Regions from separate parts of the Homo sapiens genome. Here region 2 is linked to region 1. Evidence: read pairs that join two places in POLR2A ChIA-PET (ENCODE). Cell type or tissue: GM12878. All regions are shown on one strand. Each heading gives the region's core, and the rest is flanking DNA. Links, peaks and the distances in the headings are about the cores only.

Region 1 (2,907 bases), core at 126-2,625:
TGCCATTGCATTCCAGCCTGGGTGACAAGAGCAAGACTCCATCTCAAAAAAAAAAAAAAAAACAAAACAAAAAAAAAGAGAGAGAGAGAGGGAGAGACGGGGTCTTGCTCTGTCACCCTTGACCTCCTGAGCTCAAGCTATCCTCCCATTTCAGTCTCTTGAGTAGTAGCTGGGGCTGCAGGTACGCACCATCATGCCCAGCTAATTTTATTTTTTAATTTTTTGTAGAGATGGGGTCTCACTTTGTTGCCGAGGCTGGTCTCAAACTCTTGGGCTCCCTCCCTCCTCCAGCCTTGGCCTCCCAAAGTGCTGGACACTGTGGCTGACCCTGTTGGTGACTTCTATGGCACAATTTTATGTCCTGTTTCCCCCAGGCAAATTTTAAATTCTGCTAGGCTAACGCAGGCCTTAAGCCTTTTTTCTATCTATTCTACTGTGGCTGTCTTTGGTTTATTTTTTAATTTTTATTTTTGAGACGGAGGCTTGCTCTGTCACCCAGGCTGGAGTGCAGTGGCGCGATCTCGGCTCACTGCAAGCTCCGCCTCCCGGGTTCATGCCACTCTCCTGCCTCAGCCTCCCAAGTAGCTGGGACTACAGGTGCACGCCACCATGCCCGGCTAAGTGCTTGTATTTTTATTAGAGACGGGGTTTCACCGTGTTAGCCAGGATGGTCTCGCTCTCCTGACCTCGTGATCCGCCTGCCTCAGCCTCCCAAAGTGCTGGGATTACAGGCGTGAGCCACCGCAACCGGCCTGTCTTCAGTATTGAATTTGTCCCCCCTCAACCAACTCTCGGATGGACCCAATATGCAAAACAGGTTTTTGAAAATGGAATTGCTGGGGCCAGGCGTAATGGCTTATGCCTGTAATCCCAGCACTTTGGGAGGCTGAGGCGGGTGGGTCACCTGAGGAGTTCGAGATCAGCCTGGCCAACATGGTAAAACCCCGTCTCTCCTAAAAATACAAATATTAGCCCAGCGTGGTGGCGGGCACCTGTAATCCCAGCTATTTGGGAGGCCGAGGCACGAGAATTACTTGAACTCAGGAGGCAGGCGTTATAGTGAGCTGAGATCGTGCCATTGCACTCCAGCTTGGGCAACGGAGTGATTCTGTCTCCAAAAAATAAATAAATAAGAAAGAAAGAAAAAAAAGAAAAGTAAATGGAACTGCTCTGAAGTGGGGAGAGGTCACCTCTGCCTTGCCCTGGAGAAGTCCCAGGCTTGCAGACCACAGCACTGCAGGGTCTGGGGTGAGCTGGCAGATGCCTGACCAGGGACCCCATGGCCAGCTGCTAGAGCATGTCCTCAAGGCCACGTTCAAGACCAAATCCTTGGCTAGTTCAACTGAAGTGATGCATGGACAGGGTTGGGAAAGGCTTCAGGGAGGAAGCGGCTTTTAAGCTGGGCCTTGGTTAGGCAGGGCCGCCATGAGAGGGATGGTGGAGAGCAAAGGATCGGAGGCAAGCGAAGGCTGGATGGATACAGTGACCAGAGGCTGGCAGTGCTCTTGGCTCATCCCCAACTCTGTACCCCGGCGGGTGGTGGGGACAGCAGTGGAGGCTCTACTCAGCCCTAACCCCAAGCCTACAAGTCCTTCCCAACAGGGACGATGGAAGGGGTTTCAATGCCCACCTGCCTCAAGAGGAAAGCTTTGGAATGGGGAATGGAGAATGGCAGGGAATCCCCAGACTTCAGGGGCGGGATATACCTGAGGGATGCTGATGGCCCCAGGCACTGGACGCAGACTCAACCATGGTGCTGGCAACTAGACCCTTGTCAAGGGTAATAGGGTCCCAAGAATACCAAGACGCTATGAGCTAAGGGGCAAGGGGGCCCCAGAGAGGGAGAAAACAATGACAGGGCACCAACTGGAGTCAAAACTCTTTATTGTCCTGCCCAGGGAGCCCTTCCCAAAGGAATCCACAGAGCAGGGGGGCGAGGCGGGCGGCACAGGGCCTTGGTGACAACGTGAAGGGGGAGCTGGAGTTAGGTGGGGGACAGCCCCTTCAGCTCCCTGATGGCACTGGCTGTGCTGGCAGGCCACCCAGGGGAGCCATCACCAGCATGAGGTCCACACCTGGGGCTGGGGCTGAGTGCTGTCTACACTGCTCTGTCTACACGGTTACTCTGGCACTTGTCAGGTCCACTCACCTCTCTGGCCTCAAACTGCAGGGGGAGATGGGTCCAATGCTGGGAGGCACTGGGAGGCCGTGGAACAGTGAAGAGCGGACTGCACGGGCTGGAGGATGCCAGATGGGCACACATGTCCCCCAGGGCAGCTGCCGGCAGGAGTCTGACAAAGGGACCCAGCCAGCCCCTCTGGACCATTCTAGAGGCCAGTGGTGAAGGTCCTGAAGCAACTTGGCTTATAGAGACACGTTAAGTGTACCCGGTGCACCCCATGCTGGGACCAGCTCTGGTCCCAGGGCCACCTTGACAGGTGAGCCCAAATGTCCTCCTCTCCCCATACTGGGCACTGGGCTGAGGCAGGACCCCAGCAGGTGGTGGCGGGAGCAGCTCTACAGCGGGAAGCCAAAGCCTTTCAACAGAAGAACAAAGGGGCTTCCAGGGCCGGAGTCACAGGCCTGGGGAGGAGGGGACAGGGTGCTTCTGAGAGGCAGGGAGACAACAAACCCCCACTTCATGCTGGTCCTCAGTCCTTCCATCCTGCCAGCCCCGACCCCCGGTCCACAACAGCAGGCCCAACCCTGCCTTTTGGGGTGAGGAGAAAAAAATCTGGAACCAAAAGGGATGGCGGCTGTTTCCTCGGGACCCTGGTGGGTGTGGGGCCACCGAGCAGCCATCACCGGAGGTTAAAGACCAGGCTGACGGTGAGGATGATGCCCAGGAGAAGGATGAAGGGCAGCCAGGTCTTCACGAAGGCCCCAACGCTGACAGAGAGAAAGGAG
Region 2 (2,907 bases), core at 107-2,606, 160 kb before region 1:
CTTTGCTATTGTAAATAGTGCTGCAATAAACATACATGTGCATGTGTCTTTATAGTAGGATGATTTATTTTATTTTATTTTATTTTTTGAGACGGAGTCTTGCTCTGTCACCCAGGCTGAAGTGTAGTGGCACGATCTCGGCTCACTGCAAGCTCCACCTCCTGGGTTCACGCCATTCTCCTGCCTCAGCCTCCGGAATAGCTGGGACTACAGGCGCCCGCTACCATGCCCAGCCAATTTTTTGTATTTTTAGTAGAGACAGGGTTTCACTGCGTTAGCCAGGATGGTCTCGATCTCCTGACCTCGTGATCCGCCTACCTCGGCCTGCCACAGTGCTGGGATTACAGGCGTGAGCCACCGCGCCCGGCCAGTAGAATGATTTATATTCCTTTGGGTATATACCCAGTAATGGGATTGCTGGGTCAAATGGTATTGCTGGTTCTAGACCCTTGAGGAATTGCCACAATATCTTCCACAATGGTTGAACTAATTAACATTCTCACCAACAATGTAAAAGCGTTCCTATTTCACCACAGCCTCACCAGCATCTATTGTTTCCTGACTTTTTAATAACTGCCATTCTGGCCAGGCGCAGTGGCTCATGCTTGTAATCCCAACACTGTGGGAGGCCAAGATGGGTGGATCATGAGGTCAGGAGATCGAGACCATCCTGGCTAACACAGTGAAACCCAGTCTCTACTAAAAATACAAAAAAAAAAAAAAAAATTAGCCAGGTGTGGTGGCAGGCGCTTGTAGTCCCAGCTACTCGGGAGGCTGAGGCAGAAGAATGGCGTGAACCTGGGAGGCGGAGCTTGCAATGAGCCGAGATCGCACCACTGCACTCCAGCCTGAGTGACAGAGCGAGACTCTGTCAAAAAAAAAAAAAAAAAAAGTTAGCTGGGTGTGGTGGCACCCGCCTGTAGTCCCAGTTACTGGGGAGCCTGAGGCAGAAGAATCTCTTGAACCTGGGAGACGGAGGTTGCAGTGAGCTGAGATCACGCCACTGCACTCCAACCTGGTGACACAGCAAGACTCCGTCTCAAAAATAAATAAATAAATAAAAATAACTGCCATTCTGACTGGCGTGAGATGGTATCTCTTTGTGGTTTTGATTTGCATTTCTCTGATGGCCAGTGATGTTGAGCTTTTTTTCCTGCGTTTGTTGGCCATGTAAATATCTTCTTTTGAGAAGTGTTCATATCCTTAACTCACTTTTTGATGGGGTTGTTTTTTTCTTATAAATATGTTTAAGTTCCTTGTAGATTCCGGATATTAGACCTTTGTCAGATCAGTAGACTGAAAAAATTTTCTCCCATTCTGTAGGTTGCCTGTTCATTCTGATGATAGTTTCTTTTTTCTCTCTCTCTTTTTTTTTTTTTTTTTTTTTTTTTTAAGACGGAGTCTCCCTCTGTCTCCCAGCCTGGTGTGTGCAGTGGTGTGATCTCGGCTCACTGCAAGCTCCGCCTCCCGGGTTCACGCCATTCTCCTGCCTCAGCCTCCCGAGTAGTTGGGACTACAGGCACCCGCCACCACGCCCAGCTAATTTTTTTGTATTTTTAGTAGAGATGGGGTTTCACTGTGTTAGCCAGGATGGTCTCAATCTCCTGACCTCGTGATCTGCCCGTCTCAGCCTCCCAAAGTGCTGAGATTACAGGCGTGAGCCGCTGTGCCCGGCCGATAATAGTTTCTTCTGCTGTGCAGAAGCTCTTTAGTTTAATTAGATCCCACTTGTCAATTTTGGCTTTTGTTGCAATTGCTTTTGGTGTTTTTGCCCATGCCTATGTCCTGAATGGTGTTGCCTAGGTTTTCTTCTAGGGTTTTTATTCCTCAGGCTTTTTTTATTCAGTCCACTTTGCAGGGTAGATCATATTCTGTTCCTACTTCCTAATTCTGCCTGAGGAACTCCTACTCACCCTTCAAAACCCCTTCCAAATGGCCCTTCCTCTGTAAGCCTGTCCCAATCTCCCAGTTAAGTTCTCTACTTCTATAAGCTCATAGCTCCTACTGCAATCAGTGTCTTCCGCTTTTATTGTAATTTTTATGTATATCTTCTCCCTCATCAGATTGGGAGCCACTCAAGGGCAGAGTCTGAGTGGACTGATCCCTCCGTCCCCAGTGCCCTGCACAAGCCTGGCCAGGGCAGGCAGCAATGTATCCTTATTAAATGAATAGACTGGAAGATGTCATGAAGGGGGTAAAACTGAGGCAGGATTTTGGGCTGGGTGCCGTGGCTCATACCTGTAATCCCAGCACTTTGGGAGGCCAAGGTGGGCAGATTGCTTGTGCTCAGGAGTTCAATACAAGCCTGGGAGGCTGGGCCGGGTGGCTCATGCTTGTAATCCTAGCACTTTGGGAGGCCAAGGCAGGAGGATTGCTTGAGGCCAAAAGTTAAAGACCAACCTGGCCAACATAGCAAGACCCCCAGCCCCACCCCCATCTCTATTTAAAAAAAGAAGAAGAAGAAGACCAGCCTGGGCAACATGGCAAAACCCCGTCTCTACAAAAAATAAATAAATAAATAAAAATTTGCCGAGCATGGTGGCACGCACCTGTAGTCCCAGCTACTTGGAGGCTGAGGTGGGAAAATCACTTGAGTCCAGGAGGTAGAGGCTGCAGTGAGCTGAGATAGCACCACTGCACTCCAGTCTGGCGACAGAGTGAGACCTTGTCTCAAAAAAATAAAAAACAAAAATAAATAAATAATTCAGGCCGGGTGCGGTGGCTCACACCTGTAATCCCAGCACTTTGGGAGGCTGAGGTGGGAGGATCACCTGAGGTCGGGAGTTTAAGACCAGCCTGACCAACATGGAGAAACACTGTCTCTACTAAAAATTTAAAATTAGCCAGGCGTGGTGGCACATGCCTGTAATCCCAGCTACTCGGGAGCCTGAGGCAGGAGAATTGCTT

Evidence for each region. Peaks named below come from ENCODE experiments on the same cell type or tissue, not always from the same donor. Only the 100,000 strongest peaks of a DNase experiment are listed, where the experiment ranks them.
Region 2: POLR2A ChIA-PET joins it to region 1 with 7 read pairs; 6 of 35 experiments call an interaction of 5 or more read pairs at or near these places.

What each region holds. Positions count from the first base shown.
Region 1 is chr1:27,335,361-27,338,267 of GRCh38, reverse strand. TMEM222 (transmembrane protein 222) reads right to left here. Exons shown (of 6, transcript NM_032125.3): 6 at 1,868-2,889. The coding sequence ends at 2,802. Among named protein-coding and RNA genes, the nearest start is that of SYTL1, 5.2 kb to the left of the region's middle. In GM12878, for the core only: no CTCF peak of the experiment used is centred there; no DNase peak of the experiment used is centred there.
Region 2 is chr1:27,498,348-27,501,254 of GRCh38, reverse strand. No RefSeq gene overlaps it. Among named protein-coding and RNA genes, the nearest start is that of WASF2, 9.6 kb to the right of the region's middle. In GM12878, for the core only: no CTCF peak of the experiment used is centred there; a DNase peak (open chromatin) is centred at 1,136.